5 separate regions of the Homo sapiens genome follow, and all the other regions are linked to region 2. A link is a contact called in ENCODE Hi-C or POLR2A ChIA-PET data. All regions are on one chromosome and are shown on one strand. Each heading gives the region's core, a stretch centred on a gene start or an enhancer-like site at or near the end of the contact. The rest is flanking DNA. Distances are from core to core; before and after follow the strand shown. Region 1 overlaps RYR1 (ryanodine receptor 1). Region 2 holds the start of RPS16 (ribosomal protein S16). Region 3 holds the start of MAP3K10 (mitogen-activated protein kinase kinase kinase 10). Region 4 holds the start of ACTN4 (actinin alpha 4). Region 5 holds the start of C19orf47 (chromosome 19 open reading frame 47).

The links. A loop is a pair of places that touch in the nucleus more often than their neighbours do. ChIA-PET counts read pairs that join two places held with the same protein, here RNA polymerase II (POLR2A). Pooled maps may share reads with other maps.
Region 1: a loop to region 2 is called in a pooled map, with 4 times the contacts of the local background. The contact joins the enhancer-like site here to the promoter of RPS16 in region 2. A Hi-C loop is called at or near these places in 4 of 50 pooled maps.
Region 3: a loop to region 2 is called in a pooled map, with 11 times the contacts of the local background. The contact joins the promoter of MAP3K10 here to the promoter of RPS16 in region 2. A Hi-C loop is called at or near these places in 1 of 168 maps with a recorded cell type or tissue (CD4-positive, alpha-beta T cell) and 6 of 50 pooled maps. POLR2A ChIA-PET finds 5 or more read pairs at or near these places in 6 of 52 experiments (A549, GM12878, H1 and 3 more).
Region 4: a loop to region 2 is called in a pooled map, with 4 times the contacts of the local background. The contact joins the promoter of ACTN4 here to the promoter of RPS16 in region 2. A Hi-C loop is called at or near these places in 6 of 50 pooled maps. POLR2A ChIA-PET finds 5 or more read pairs at or near these places in 3 of 52 experiments (MCF 10A, Panc1 and activated CD4-positive, alpha-beta memory T cell).
Region 5: a loop to region 2 is called in a pooled map, with 7 times the contacts of the local background. The contact joins the promoter of C19orf47 here to the promoter of RPS16 in region 2. A Hi-C loop is called at or near these places in 1 of 168 maps with a recorded cell type or tissue (naive thymus-derived CD4-positive, alpha-beta T cell) and 9 of 50 pooled maps. POLR2A ChIA-PET finds 5 or more read pairs at or near these places in 5 of 52 experiments (AG04449, PC-3, Panc1 and 2 more).

The regions. Positions count from the first base shown.
Region 1 is chr19:38,556,151-38,559,197 of GRCh38, reverse strand. The region is part of intron 89 of RYR1 (ryanodine receptor 1); the gene reads right to left. Among named protein-coding and RNA genes, the nearest start is that of MAP4K1-AS1, 39 kb to the left of the region's middle. RefSeq lists an enhancer at 1,717-1,906. Within about 2 kb of position 1,702, at least 3 of the 41 ENCODE cell types and tissues checked have a DNase peak (open chromatin) inside an H3K27ac peak, as active enhancers do.
Region 2 is chr19:39,434,598-39,437,505 of GRCh38, reverse strand. RPS16 (ribosomal protein S16) reads left to right here and starts at 1,557. Exons shown (of 5, transcript NM_001020.6): 1 at 1,557-1,658; 2 at 1,798-1,899. The coding sequence starts at 1,611. RefSeq lists enhancers at 1-120, 1,784-2,363 and a silencer at 1,304-1,403.
Region 3 is chr19:40,190,037-40,193,000 of GRCh38, reverse strand. MAP3K10 (mitogen-activated protein kinase kinase kinase 10) reads right to left here and starts at 1,575. Exons shown (of 10, transcript NM_002446.4): 1 at 288-1,575. The coding sequence starts at 969. RefSeq lists silencers at 878-1,177, 1,448-1,947 and an enhancer at 2,108-2,347.
Region 4 is chr19:38,646,029-38,649,157 of GRCh38, reverse strand. It overlaps ACTN4 (actinin alpha 4), which reads right to left and starts at 1,509. Exons shown (of 21, transcript NM_004924.6): 1 at 1,251-1,509. The coding sequence starts at 1,412. RefSeq lists silencers at 1,170-1,249, 1,480-1,669.
Region 5 is chr19:40,346,821-40,350,114 of GRCh38, reverse strand. C19orf47 (chromosome 19 open reading frame 47) reads left to right here and starts at 1,718. Exons shown (of 9, transcript NM_001256441.2): 1 at 1,718-1,791. PLD3 (phospholipase D family member 3) reads right to left here and starts at 1,420. Exons shown (of 13, transcript NM_012268.4): 1 at 1,347-1,420. RefSeq lists an enhancer at 1,474-1,763 and a silencer at 1,754-1,843.

The DNA.
Region 1 (3,047 bases), core at 453-2,952, 880 kb after region 2:
CTATCACCTCCATTCACTCCTAGACTTTGCTCTTGTGATTTGCTGATCTCTCTGTGTCATCATTCATTGCCCATCCCTTTATTTATTTATTTACTTACTTACTTATTGAGACGGAGTCTTGCTCTGTCTTGCCCAGGCTAGAGTGCAGTGGCACGATCTTGGCTCACTGCAGCCTCCGCCTCCTGGGTTCAAGTGATTCTCCTGTCTCAGCCTCCTGAGTAGCTGGGACTACAGGCGTGTGCCACCACACTGGCTAATTCTGTATTTTTAGTAGAGACAGGGTTTCGCCATGTTGGCCAGGCTGGCCTTGAACTCCTGACCTCAGGTGATCTGCCTGCCTGGGCCTCCCAAAGTGCTAGGATTACAGGTGTGAGCCACCACACCTGGACTATTTTTTTAAAAAATTATTTTTATTTTTTGAGACAGAGTCTTGCTCTGTCACCCAGGCTGGAGTGCAGTGGCGTGATCTTGGCTCACTGAAACCTCTGCCTCCAGGGTTCAAGCGATTCTCCTGCCTCAGTCTTCTGAGTAGCTGAGATTACAGGCATGTGCTACCACGCCAAGCTAATTTTTGTATTTTTAGTAGAGATGGGGTTTCGCCATGTTGGCCAGGCTGGTCTTGAACTCCTGATCTCAAGTGATCTGCCCGCCTTGGCCTCCCAAAGTGTTAGGATTACAGGCATGAGCCAGGCCTTTTTATTTTTCATTTTTGTGGGTACATAGTAGTTGTATTTATTTATGGGGTAGATGAACTATTTTGATATAGGCATGCAATACGTACTCACATCAGGGTTAATGCGTTATCCATTCCCTCTGGCATTTATCCTTTCTTTGTGTTACAGTCTACTTATAGTCTTTTAGTTGTTTTACTTTATTATTAATTTTTTGAGACAAAGTCTGTCTCTACTACCTAGGCTGGAGTGTAATGGAGTGATCATGGCTTGCCATAGCCTCGACCTCCTGGGCTCAAGTGATCCTCCCGTCTTAGCCTTCCAAGTTGGGACCACAGGCATGCACCACCATACCCAGCTAATTTTTTAAACAGTTTTTTTGTAGAGACAAGGTCTCATTATGTTTTCTAGGCTGGTCTTGAACTCCTGGGCTCAAGCGATCCTCCCACCTCAGCCTCCCAAAGTATCGAGATTACAGGCATGAGTCATCGTGCCTGGCTAGTATTTTATTTTATTTTATATTTTATTGTATTATTTTATTTTATTTTTGAGAGAGTCTCACTCTGTTGCCCATGCTGGAGTGCAGTGGTGCAATCTCGGCTCACTGCAACCTCCGCCTCCCGGGTTCAAGCGATTCTCCTGCCTCAGCCTCCCGAGTAGCTGGGAATACAGGCATGCACCACCATGCCTAGCTAATTTTTGTATTTTTATTTCTTTTTTTTGAGACAGAATTTCGCTCTTGTCACCCAGGCTGGAGTGCAATGACGCGATCTTGGCTCACAGCAACCTCCCCCTCCTGGGTTCAAGTGATTCTCTTGCCTCAGCCTCCCAAGTAGCTGGGACTTCAGGCATAGGCCACCATGCCTAGCTAATTTTTGTATTTTTTGTAGGGACAGGGTTTGGTTTCGCCATGTTGCCCAGGCTGCTCTCTGTCCCTCTTGTTCCCATTTTTCAGCCTTTCCATTTACTGTCCCCTTTGCCTGGGACACCACAGCCTCGCTGAGTCATATGGTATCTTTCAACTCTCAGCTTCGCTGTCCCCTCCTGCAGAAGGCCTTCCGCCACCAGCCGGTTTACAGGGCTTACCACACCCTGCTCACTCCCACACCCTTCAGACCACAGATTATAACCTGCAATTACTTCGTGTATTTCGTTATTTGCATCTGCCCCTTCCCACTGGACTATCAGCCCCCACAGTGGGCTCTCTGTTTTGTTCACTGCTGTACCTTCAGGACCAGGGCAGTGCCTGACACACAGTAGGTACTCATACTCATTTGTCAAGTGAAGGAAGCATCATGAAAACTAAGAGGCTGGGCGCCGTGGCTCATGCCTATAATCCCAGCACTTTGGGAGGCTGAGGCAGGAGAATCGCTTGAACCTGGGAGGCGGAGGTTGCAGTGAGCCGAGAGCATGCCACTGCACTCCAGCCTGGGTGACAGAATGAGACTCTGTCACAAAAAAAAAAAAAAAAAAAAGAAATGAGACTATCGCCATTTTGCAATCTCTAATGAATGAATATGTCTGAGTGTTGAGCAGAAACAGCTGCTGGCATCTGGAAAGGAGGTGCCTCCTGGTGGAGGTATACAGTAGCCCCACATAGGAAGGTTCTGGCTAAAAAACTCCTTACACCCAAATCTGAATCTGCTCGAACTTTGGCTGAGTCCCACTTTGGAGGAAACCCAGGGGACACAGGAACACATGAAATGACACCACAAGGACGCATTGGTCAGGTCCAGACTATGGGAAGCTCTACAACTAGGACAGCACTATCCACTGATAGACTTAGTGTGAAAAAAGAATGAAAAATGTCGAGCTAATCATTTTTTAGATTGATTATGGCCAGGCACAGTGGCTCTTGCCTGTAATCCCAGCACCTTGGGTGGCTGAGGAGGGTGGATTGCTTGAGCACAGGAGTTTGAGACCAGCCTGGGCAACATGGCAAGACCCCATCTCTATAAATAAATAAACAGGATTGATTCCATGTTGAAATAATATCCTGAGTGTACTAGATTATGTGTAGTGTTTCATTTTACTTTTTTTTTTTTTTAACAGAGTCTTGCTCAGTTGCCCAGGTTGAAGTACAGTGCCATGAACATGGCTCACTGCAGCATTAACCTCCAAGGTTCAAGAGATCCTCCTGCCTCAGCCTCCCCAGTAACTGGGACTACAGATATGCACTACTACACCTGGTTATTTTTTAAAGTTTTTATAGAGATAGGGTTTTGCTGTGTTACGCAGGCTGGCTCAAACTCCTGGCCTCAAGTGATCCTCCCGCCTTGGCCTCCCAAAGTGCTGGGATTACAGGCACGAGCCACCATGCCGGTCCTCTTTTTACTTTTTAAAAAACATGGCTATTAGAAAATTTAAAATTATGGT
Region 2 (2,908 bases), core at 308-2,807:
ACCAGTCTGGCCAATATGGTGAAACCCCGTCTCTACTACAAATACAAAAATTAGCCGGGCGTGGTGGTGCATGCCTGTAATCTCAGCTACTCAAGAGGCTGAGGCAGGAGAATCGCTTTAACCGGGGAGGCAGAGGTTGCAGTGAGCAGAGATCATGCCACTGCACTCCAGCCTGGGCGACAGAGCAGGACTCTGTCTCAAAAAAAAGAAAAAAAAAAAACAAAAAACAGAGAGATTCGGCCGGGCGTGGTGGCTCACGCCTGTAATCCCAGGACTCTGGGAGGCTGAGGCGGATCACATCACCTGAGGTCAGGAGTTCGAGACCAGCCTGGCCAACGTGGTGAAACCCCATTTCTACTAAAAATACAAAAAACGACCAGGGCGTGGTGGTAGACGCCTGTAATTCCAGCTACTCGGGAGCCTAAGGCAGGAGAATCTCTTGAACCCGGGAGGCGGAGGTTGCAGTGAGACGAGATCGCACCACTGCACTCTAGCCAGGGCAACGAGCGAAACTCCGTCTCAAAAAAAAGAGAGAGATTCTAGGGTGGGGACGGGGAAGAGGTTAATTCTTGGGGGAGGGTCTCTTAGGAGAGGGGGATTCTAACGGAGGGAAAACTCCAGGGAAGGCAGTTGCTGGGAAGAGGAGTCTCGGAAGGGAAATAAACTCAGGAGAAAGGTAGATTTTGAGGGACGGGTCTCTGAGAGAAAAGTTTTTGTGGATTTGCGGGGCGGGGTGTTCTGGGAAAGGGGGATTTGCCGGGAAAGGGGGATTTGCCGGGAAAGGGAGATTCTGGAGGAGGGAGATTCCAGGGGTACTGGGTCCTGACAAGAGAAAGATTCTGGGAAGGGTGACTGAGGGGACGAGGACCGAATGGAGGGAGATTCAGGGAAAAGGGGGGTCTAAGTTGAGCACTCTTAAGAGGGACATTTGGGGTTGGCCATCTGAGAGAAGGATGGGAAACATTCTGGGAAGAGGAAACTGAAAGGAAGGACATTCTGGTGAAAGGGAGATTCTGAGGGGAAGGGGCTCTGAGGGGAAAAGGATTCTGGGAGAGGATCCCCAAGGAGGGGGATTCTAGGGAGGATAGGATTCTGGAAGTCCTTAATCTGAGAATCCAGCCAGATTTCTTGCAGTAGATTCCAAAGGAAGATTCTGATGCGGGGGATTCGGGGAGGAGGGAGTCCAGAGGGGAGAAAGATTACAGGTGTTGGGAGGGTGGGAACTGATTTAAAGAAAGGGCGAAGGGAGATTATTAAAGAGCCAGAATGCAAAGAAGAGCTGCGGTAGTCGACTACAGAGGACGCGAAGCACACTCCCGCAGCCTTCCCTTCAGTCCGCACACGACACTCCCAGGCCCCGCCCCTTCCGCCCACAGAGCCCGCCACTTCCGCCTCACAGGGCCCGCCCGCTCTGAGCGCCTAAGGGCCTTCCCGCCGCTGACCAGACGCCCCGCCCGTTAGCCGCAACAGAAGCCGTAAAGCTCTCTCCCGTCGCGACGCAGTGCTCAAGGCGCCTGCGCAGACCCTGAAAAGCGGCCAGGGTGGCCCCTAGCTTTCCTTTTCCGGTTGCGGCGCCGCGCGGTGAGGTTGTCTAGTCCACGCTCGGAGCCATGCCGTCCAAGGGCCCGCTGCAGTCTGTGCAGGTCTTCGGACGCAAGGTGAGCCAGACGCCGGATGGGAAGGGGAGGGGAAGGAGAAGGCCAGGGTCTGGGAGAGGTCGGTGGGCAGGAATCTAGGGGGTAACATGGGAGCTGGAGCCGGAGCTCACGGGGCCCCTGTTTCTCTTGTATCTTACAGAAGACAGCGACAGCTGTGGCGCACTGCAAACGCGGCAATGGTCTCATCAAGGTGAACGGGCGGCCCCTGGAGATGATTGAGCCGCGCACGCTACAGTACAAGGTGCTGGGATCCGGCACCGGCGTTGAGTGGATGGAGGACTCTTGGAGACAGAGATGTTGTAGCTCTTGAAAGCTGGGGGGGCTGGCATCAGCAACGGGATGTTTAGAAGTTGTGTTGGGTGTAGAACAGTGGGGTATTTGGCAATAGAGCTGGGCTTGGGGTTCAGAAGATGTAAAAGCTGAGATGGGGTTGTTGAAGATTAAGGGTTTGCTTTGAGAACTGGGATGTTAGGAAGCTCACCTCACTGGGGCGGGGGGACCCAAAGGGTGAAGGGACACCGACTATTTTTTATTTTATTTATTTGTTTTGAGAGGGAGTCTCGCTGTGTCGCCCAGGCTGGAGTGTAGTGGCGCGATCTCGGATCACTGCAACCTTCGCCTCCCGGGTTAAAGCGATTCTCCTGCCTCAGCCTCTTGAGTAGCTGAGATTACAGGCATGCACCACCACGCCCGGCTAATTTTTGTATTTTTAGTAGAGACGGGGTTTCGCCATATTGGCCAGAGTGGTCTCGAACTCATTACCTCAGGTGATCCACCAGCCTCGGCCTCCCGAAGTGCTGGGATTGCAGGCGTCAGCCACCGTGTGCGGCCGAATTTGGGTCTGTTTAAATGCTTGCTTGTAAAAGGGGTTCCTCTGTTCCCTTTTTGGGACTCTCAATTTCTTTGGCTCAGAATGGAAAGAAACCAGAGTCTGATTTCTGCCCCTTCTGAACTCTACTACTTTTAAAAGAAAGAATATCTACATTGCAGGGTCAGTTAAAAAAATTTTTTTTGAGTTATAAGGTTCTTTTTTAAAAACAGTATCTTGCTGTCACCTACCCTGGAGTGCAATAGCACAATCCTAATGAACTGCAGCCTTAAACTCCTGAGTTGGAGATCCTCCCACCTCAGCCTTTCGGTTGCCAAGACTACAGGCACATCACCACGCCTGGCTCATTTGAGAAATATTTTTCTGTAGACGTGGGGTCTCACTTTATTGCCCAGGCTGGTCCTTGGTCTCATGTGATCCT
Region 3 (2,964 bases), core at 326-2,825, 760 kb before region 2:
TCTGTCCTGTTCATGCAGGGAACGCAGGTGTTCATGGATACATGTTTACTGAGCGATTGTGACTCTGCAGCCTGGGAGGCAGGTAAGTCCTTCAACCTTTCTGAGCCTCCTTTTTCTCCCTTAAGGCAGGCAAGGCCTACCTCACCTTCACCCTGAAGGTATCATACTGCTGCCCCTTCTCACTCCAGGCACAGTGTCATCTGGTGTCCCTCACCCTGTTTCCCACCACCTAGGCCTGGCCTTGAGAGGTTCTGTGGAAGGAATTTTGGGGAGAGGACACCACTTACTGTTGATGGACTTGAGGTCCCGGTGGATGATGGGCACAGGGGCATCATTGTGTAGGTAGTTCATGCCCCGGGCCACCTGCACAGCCCAGTTGACCAGCACGTGAGGTGGCACCCGGCGACCTGCCAGCACCCTGCTCAGTGCACCACCCCGGGCATACTCCATCACTAGGCAGAGGTGTGGGGGGTTGAGGCAGGCGCCCCTAAGGGCAATTATGTTGGGGTGCTGCAGGGCTCCAAAGAGCCGGGCTTCCTGGCACACCTGCTCCGCTGTCACTGCCGGGTCCTTCTCAGGGTCCAGCCGGGCGGCCTTGACTGCCACCTCCTCGCCACGCCACAGGGCCCGATAGACCTTGCCAAAGCCCCCCACACCGATGATCTCCTCTAGCTGCAGCTCGTGGAAGGGGATCTCCTGGGGCAGCTGGAGGCCCGCGGGTGCAGCGGGGGCGCCGGGGGCCACGTAGTTGCTGGGGAAGACGCCCACGCGGCCGCTGGGGAGCTGCCCGGTCCACCAGCCCTCGTCGCCGGACACCGCACAGTCTTGGGAAAGCACCTGGACGCGATCGCCCCTCCGCAGGGTCAGCTCCTCGTCGCCCGCCGCCTCGTAGTCGAACACCGCGGTCCAGACGGGCCCCGCGGGGGTCGTGCCCCACTCCTTGGCCACCGCCCCCTCCTCCTCCTCCATGGGGGAGGGGCCGGGGGCTGCGGGAGGCCGCTTCACACAGGCTGCCCGCGGGATGCAGAGGGCGGGCCCCGGCGGCCGGGATGGAGGGCAGTCCCTGCGGGGTCTAGGGAGCTCCTGAGGGCCATGGCTGGGGCGCCCTCCGCAGGAGCAAGAAAAAAAACCCTTTCAAAGGGCAGGCTCGTCCCTTCCGATTTGGCTGTACGGGCGGGGCGGGGCGGGGTGGGAGTGGGGCGGCAGGTTCACCCGTGCCCCCCAAACGGCAGAGGGCTAAGAGGGCCTGGCCGCGCGGCTCTCGAATGCCCGCCGGGGTCCGCCGGTGGGGGACGAGGGCGAGGGCGGCAGGCAGTCCCCGTTCCCCGCGCCGCTCACCCCGCGCAGCTCCACCGGCGGCCCCCGGCTCCGCATCCCGGGCCACGACTGCCGGGCCGGGCGGGGGTGGCGGGGCCCCTGGGGCGGCCGCCCCGGGCCGGGGTGGCGCGCCCCTCGGCCTCCTCACGCGCGGGGCAGCCGGGCGGCCCCCATCCTTGGCACCGGCCTCCCGGTCGGCCCCAGCCCCTGCCCCCCGCCCGTGCTGCTTCCCCGGGCCACCGGCGGGGCCCGAGTGACGTGTGGGCGCCGCCGCCGCGGTGCCTCCTGGGAGTTGTAGTCTCCGGCCGTGCGGCCTCGGGGCCCGGCTCTCAGCGCCCTCCAGCAGAGCCCCGCGGCCAGCCTCGGGCCGCAATGGACATGACACCCCACGAAGCCGAAGGAGTCCTCCCGGGGAGATGAGCCCGGCCTCGGCCCCTCCTTCGGACGCGGCGTAGCGGGCGCCCGGGGCGGGGGGAAGCGCTCCTCACAGACCCTGTGGGGGCCGCGGCCCAGGATGGGTTGGACTGCAACGGACGCGATTAGCAACGCGAAAAATAGGAGCTGCGTGCATGACTGTGACTGCCCGGAGCCGCGAACGCAGCCTGGACCTTATCCCTGAGGCAGGACGGCCCCTCGGACCCCCCGACCGAGATGTACGCTGGGAACTGTAGTCCGCGCGGGGACCTGGCGCTGCAGGGGGCGGCCCCCAAACAGCGGGCTGCGGGCGTCGGCGGGTGGTTGGAGCAAGTTAGGGGTCGGGCCGGTGGCGGGACTCTGCGGGGAAGATGGGGCTGGGAGGATGTGTTTAGTGTCCCTGGGGATGTCACAGCCACGTCTGCTTTCCCCACCAGCTCTGGGTTCCTCTGCTGAAGTCAGAACTCCTGCTCTTGAGAATCCCCGATTCCTATTTTATAGGAGTTTCAATTTCGGGGAGCTTAATGTGCATGTTGTATTCAGTGCTTTGTACACGTGGTATCGTTAAGTCTTCACAAAGAGCCCCATTTTACAGATGACTCATAGAGAAGTGAAGTCATTTGTGCAAGGCTACAGAGCTATAAATGGCAAAGCAAAAATGAAAGGCAGTTTTAAAAATTAACAACCAGGCCGGGCGCGGTGGCTCACGCCTGTAATCTCAGCGCTATGGGAGGCCAAGGCGGGCGGATCACGAGGCCAGGAGTTCGTGACCAGCCTGGCCAGCATGGTGAAACCCCCGTCTCTACTATTTAAAAAAAAAAAAAAAAATTAGCCGGGCGTGGTGGTGTGCGCCTGTAATCTATCCCAGCTACTCGGGAGGCTGAGGCAGGAGAATCGCTTGAACCTGGGAGGTGGAGGTTGCAGTGAGCCAAGATCACGCCACAGCACTCCAGCCTGGACGACAGGGCAAGACTCCGTCTCAAAATAAATAAATAAATAAATAACCATCGCCACGATTAACAAAAACAACAACAACAAAAAAAAAAACAACAAAAAACAAACAAACAAAAAACCCACTGCCTTTCTATTTAAAGAATGAGGAAAGTAGGTCCCGCAGAGGTTCAGTGACTTCTTCAAGATCTCTAAGCTTGTAAGAGGCAAAATTCTGGGTCTTTTTACTTGGCCTCTCCTGAGTGGTATGGGGTCTAGAGGGAGGAGAGAAGAAGAGGAAAT
Region 4 (3,129 bases), core at 260-2,759, 790 kb after region 2:
ACAGTCTCTGCTTCAGGATCCCTTCACCTACCTCCGGTCTCTCCAAAAAAGACACAATTCTTCCTGGACACTCTCAACGCTTCCTCCCCAAACTCATTCTGCCTGCACGACACACACACGCTCTCCAGTCCCGGGACTGCACCTCCAGGAGCCAGCACCCCCTCCTCAAATTCCTTTCTCAGTCTATCCATTACGCATTCCCTTTCTAATGAGACTTTCATTTTCCTAAACGAACCTCTCTCCCATTATCCACCATTCCAGCTCACCCTCCCTCCCACCGATCTCACCTTCTCCCTCTACACTTCCTCATTCTCTCCAACGCTTTAGCTTTTCAGCTTCCCATCAATTCTTTAGAAATCCCTCCCCAAATTATCCCCACTCTCCGTATCCCCTCTACTTCGGCTTCTCCATCCCTCATCAATTCCTCTTATTATTCCTCCTATCTCTTAATCTTCTCCCCTTTGGAACAGGGCACCACAAATAAATCTCACCCCCTTCAAAAACGTCTGATTCACGGGCCCCTTAACTTCTTCCTTCCGCACCCCACCCTCCTCAGACCCCCAGTCCTGGCACCTCTACCCTCCTCACACCCTAAGCCCATGTCTTTTCATGCTCAATTCTACCCTTAGCCCCTGTTTTCATCTTCCCAGCCTCCCTAGTCTTCCCACCCGTCTTCAGACCCCACAATCTCCACTCCATCCTCACACTTGATTCTTCATCCCCTTTATAACTCCCCCAACCTGAGGCTCCCCCAATTCCAATCTCCTTCAGATCTTTCTGCTCTCCAAATAACCAACCCCTCCACACTCAAGCTCCTCCTCACACTTCCCAGACCCAGAAATTCCCTTCTCAGCCTCCCCTGATTCTCCTCCCAGCACCCCCAACCCATGCTCCGACCCTTCAAGCCCGCCTCGGATCCCAGTTCCATTTCAGCCTGCCCAGTCATCTCCTCGGTTTCCCCTAATGGCACGCCCAGACCCTCCAAATCCTTCATCAGCCTTCCCGATTCCTTTTATTTGACTCCCATATTCCCCACCCAGCCGCCAATTCTCTTTTCAGATTCCCAATTCCTTCCTCTAGCTCGGCGATTCCTCCTCAGGACTCCAATTCCCTTCCCGGACCCGCCAATTCCTTCTCGGGACCCCCCCGTTCCCATCACAGACGCTCCAGTTACCTTTCAGGACCTCCCACCCCTCCCCGGGCCCCCTCAGAAAAGCCCCTCCAGCCCGTCCGGCCCGCGGGCCGCGCACCTTGCGCTGCTGCTTCTCCCAGGCCGGGTCCAGCAGCAGGTCCCGGTCCCAGTCGTCCTCCTGGGCCATGTAGTCGCCCATGCTGCCCCCGCCGCCAGCGCCATTGCCCGCGCTGCTGGGGCCGTACTGGTACGACTGGTTCGCCGCGTGGTAGTCCACCATTCCGCCGCCTCTCGCTCGCCCACCAGCCTGTCCGCTCCCGCCTCAGCTCCCGCCCCTCTGCCCGAGCCGCCGCCGCTACCGCCGCTTCAGCTGCTTCAGCCCGCCCTCCGCCCGCGCCTGCGCACTGCCCGCCGCGCCTGCGCACAGCGCCGAGGTTGCCGCCCTCCCGCGCGCGCGCGCCTGCCAAACCAGAAAAGGCACCAAGGCCGCGCTCCGGAGCTTGGCGCCTGCGCAGAGTCCCGCTTCCTGGCCGCCCGACTCAGCCCGGGGGCGAGCCGCGCCCCCTCTCCGGCGTGAACGCGCGCGTCGTTCGCGTATGGGCGGGGCCAGATCATGAATGATTCATAAGGGCAGGCCCCGCCATCGGACCTGAACCAGCTCAGGCTTGGAATGCACTGCACCGGGTTCCCATTCAGCGACACAAATTCAACAAATATTTATTGAACACCTATTCTGTGCCAGACTATGTTTTACGCAGGCACTAAAAACAGAAAAAAATCCCAACTTTCATGAAACTACCTTCTAGTAAAGGAAGCCACATACACACAAATCTACTTTTATTTTTATTATTTTTTGAGACGGAGTCTCGCTCTGTCTCCCAGGCTGGAGTGCAGTGGCGCGATCTCGGCTCACTGCAACCTCCGCCTCCCGGATTCAAGCAATTCTCCTGCCTCAGCCTCCCGAGTAGCTGGGAACACAGGCATGCTCCACCACACCCGGCTAATTTTTGTATTTTTTTAGTAGAGACGGGGTTTCACCATGTTGGCCAGGCTGGTCTTGAACTCTTGAGCTCAAGCGATCCTCCCGCCTCAGCCTCCCAAAGTGCTGGAATTACAGGCGTGAGCCACCGCGCCCAACCAACACACAAATTTTTTTTTTTGAGACGGAGTTTCGCTCTTGTTGCCCAGGCTGGAGTGCAATGGCGTGATCTGGGCTCACTGCAACCTCCGCCTCCCAGGTTCAAGCTATTCTCCTGCCTCAGCCTCCCGAGTAGCTGGGATCACAGGCATGTGCCACCACTCCTGGCTAATTTTGTATTTTTAGTAGAGACGGGGTTTCTCCATGTTGGTCAGGCTGGTCTCAAACTCCCGACCTCAGGTGATCCGCCCACCTCGGCCTCCCAAAGTGCTGGGCTTACAGGCATGAGCCACTGCGCCTGGCCTCAACACTCAAAATTTTAAAAAATATGTAGACAGGCACAGGGGCTCACACCTGTAATCCCAGCACTTTGGGAAGCTGAGGCGGGAGGATGGCTTGAGCCCAAGAGTTCAAGGCCAGCCTAGGCAACATAACAAGAACCTGTCTCTACAAGAAATGTAAAAATTCACTGGGCATGGCTGTGTGCACCTGTAGTCCCAGCTACTCAGGAGGCTGAGGAAGGGACATCACTTGAGCCCAGGAGTTCCAGTCTGCAGTGAGCTGTGATCACACCAATGCACTCCAGAAGCGAAATCCTGTCTCAAAAATATACATAAAAGTAAAAAATAGGTAGTATTGTATATTCCAAGGTGTTGAGTATTTGGAGAAAAATCAAGCATGGGCTGGAATGCAAATAAACTACTCAGGTAGGCTTCATGGAGAAGGCAGACATTTAAACAAAGGTGCGAGCCACTGCATCAGGAAGCATCTTAAATTTAAATATTCAGCCAGGCACTGGTGGCTTACTCTTGCAATCCCAGCACTCTGGGGAGTCAAGGCTGGAAGAGTGCTTGAGCCC
Region 5 (3,294 bases), core at 469-2,968, 910 kb before region 2:
CTAATTTTGTATTTTTAATAGAGATGGGGTTTCTCCATGTTGGTCAGGCTGGTCTCGAACTTCCGACCTGAGGTGATCCGCCCGCCTCGGCCTCCCAAAGTGCTGGGATTACAGGCGTGAGCCACCGCGCCTGGCCTATTATTATTATTTTTTTTTGAGACGGAGTCTCGCTCTTGTTGCCCAGGCTGGAGTGCAATGGCGCGATCTCGGCTCACTGCAACCTCCACCTCCCCGGTTCAAGCCATTCTCCTGCCTCAGCCTCCCGAGTAGCTGGGATTATAGGCATGCACCACCACGCCCGGCTAATTTTGTATTTTTAGTAGAGACGGGGTTTCTCCATGTTGATCAGGCTGGTCTCGAACTCCCGACATCAGGTGATCCGCCCACCTTGGCCTCCTAAAGTGCTGGGATTACAGGCATGAGCCACCGCACCCGGCCGAGGGTGACATGGTTAATAACAATATTAGCCAAAAACACCATGTCAAGCTGAGCCTACCACAAGAATAAACTCACAGAATCGTCACACTCAGCCCTGATGTGGATGTCCCCGTGTGCATTTTGCAGATGAAGCTGGGATTGGAAAGGTGCCATAAGGCAGTCAAGGTATCCAGAGGTGTAGTGGTGGGGCTGGGATTCTGACACACCCCAGGTAATGGGCTGCAGTACCCCGTATGTTATGTGAGATGTGACACGGGGAAATGACGAAGACACGGAGGGAAGAAAAATAACTGTAAGGCTGGGTGGCTCCTTATGGGGAAAACTGGAAGCATGAGGAGTGGATGGTGACTGGTCAGAGGAACAGTGATGCCAAGGGAGGGACAAAGACACAAGGGGTAATGATGACGTAAGAGTTGCATTAGCGCGATTTAAGAAGAGCGATGGGGACAGTAGCCATGCGAAGGTGACTTGGGGGTATGATGAGGGTTTAAAGAGAAATGAGGATTTTATAAAGGAGAAATGGCAACAAAAGCAGGATGCAGGTAACATATGGCGATGACGAATTTAAAGGGAGCGATTACGACCTATGGTGGCAAAGAGGGCTTACAGGGAACGAAAGCGAGTTAAGGGCGTTGATGACAACAAGAGGAGTTGTGAGGATTTAAAGAGGGTGATGGCGACAGAAGGAGTTGTGAGGATTTAAGTGGGATGAGACAGAAGGAGAGGAATGGTGACATAAAGAGACCGAGGACGACATAAATTATAGCGTGGAAGACAACGCTATAATTATATATATTATATTCCATATATTATATTCCATATAATATATATTATATTCCATGCATTATAGCGTGGAAGACAACACGAGGAGGGTAGCCGAGGCGCCGCGCCCCCAGATCGCACAGTACCTGCACTCCACGTCTCCCACTCCGAGACCCAGCCCCACACGCACCTTCCAGGCTGTATCCCCGCCTGACGGCCCCTCCTAGCCGCGCGCAGGCGCACTACGGCTAGACTGCAGGCCGGCGGGGGCCAGGCATGCGCCTTTCTCATTGGCCGCGCCGCTTGCTAGCTTCGGGCGGAGGGGAGCGCCGGGCCGACGGTGGGCGGTCACGTGACGGTTACGACTGCACTCTCGCTGGTGTCGGTGGGCGGTCACGTGATGGTTATGGCCGCACTCTCGCTGGTGGCGGCCTGTTGGGGTAGAGCGGCCGCGGACGAGTCAGTTCAGCTTCCGGCGGTGAGAGGATGCTTCCGGGGCGGGCAGCCCGGGCCGGGGGAGGAGTGTCTGACAGTTGGCGCCGCCGGGAGGGAGGGCGGGCGGCGCGAGTGGGCGCGGGCCCGGTGGGCCAGGTGAGGCGCGGGCCGGGGGTGGTGGGACTGGGCCGGTTGCGGTAGGGACGGGTGGCGTCCGGGTGTCTGGACTCAGTTCGGGCTCCGTTGTACGGCTTCGGACTTACGATTTGTTTCTTTGAGCCTCAGTTTCCTCCCCTGTGGAATGGGGGTTAGAATCCGACTGTATCACCGGCTTTATAAATGGGAGTGAGAAGTCAGGTCGTGTACGTTGGATGCCTTAGCTCAGCGCCTCCGCATAACGCTCACTTCGTTACTATACTATTATTATTAGTATTGATGTTTGAGCGCTTAGTATGAAAAATTGTTGGGTTTGGAAGCCGTCGAATTTTGGTTCAAGTCCCGCTCCACTGTGCGGCAGTGGGGCCTGTGTCTTCGCTTCCTTGAACCCCGTTTTTTCTCATCTGTACAATGAGAGCAGATAGTCCCAATATCATAGGGTCGTCTTGAGGATTCTGATGAAATCTGTGTGTGTAAAGATTTTAAGCAGAGGGGCTGGCACAGTGAGAGCTCGTGGATTGGGACTATAATGATAATGATTCTGAGAGTCATTGGTGTAGCTGGGAATTCCAGGGAAGCTGGGGGAGAAAGCTCAGAGACAGCAATAGGAAAAACTTAGAATTGGAGCCGGGGAAATCGACATCCTGTCACTTACTATTTGACCAATTTTGCTGAGTCCTGAAGTACTAGTTTTTTTCTTTTTCTTGATAATGACTAGTGCATTTTTTTCCCCAGTAAGTTAATTTGAGAAGGCAAATTTGCATTGCTGTCTTCTTCTTTTTTTTTTCTTTGAGACGGAGTTTCGCTCTTGTTGCCCAGGCTGGAGTGCAATGGTGCAATTTCGTCTCACCGCAACCTCCGCTTCCTGGGTTCAAGGGATTCTCCTGCCTCAACCTTCCGAGTAGCTGGGATTACAGGCATGCGCCACCACGCCCGGCTAATTTTTTTTGTATTTTAGTAGAGACGGGGTTTCTGCATGTTGGTCAGGCTGGTCTCGAACTTCTGACTTCAGGTGATCTGCCCGCCTCTGCCTCCCAAAGTGCTGGGATTACAGGTGTGAGCCACCGTGCCCGGCGCATTGCTGTCTTCAATGGAAAACTAGCATTGCTGGCCATGAGAGGAAGGAAAAGTTCAGGTAAAATACAATGGAAACTGAACAGCCCATTACATTGTACACTGAAATGGAAAGATAATTGAAAAGGAATACTACGTATTCCCTTTGAATAGGGATACTGTTCAGAACCTGTACTGTGTGATTCCCTGTTGTCAGATCCCATGGACCCCCATTAAGTTGTCCTTATACTTGTTCCCAGCTCACACTTTGTATAAAACTAGCATTAAGTCAGTGACTGTCCCACTGTTTCCCTAGCTTACTGAAGATTTGTTTTATTTGATGCACACTTAACATCGCACTTAACCACCTGCCGTGCATCTTTGTTCTAAGGACTCTGTTTATTAACTCGTTTAATCCTTGTAACACCTTTAAGAATGGGTCCTTGGCTG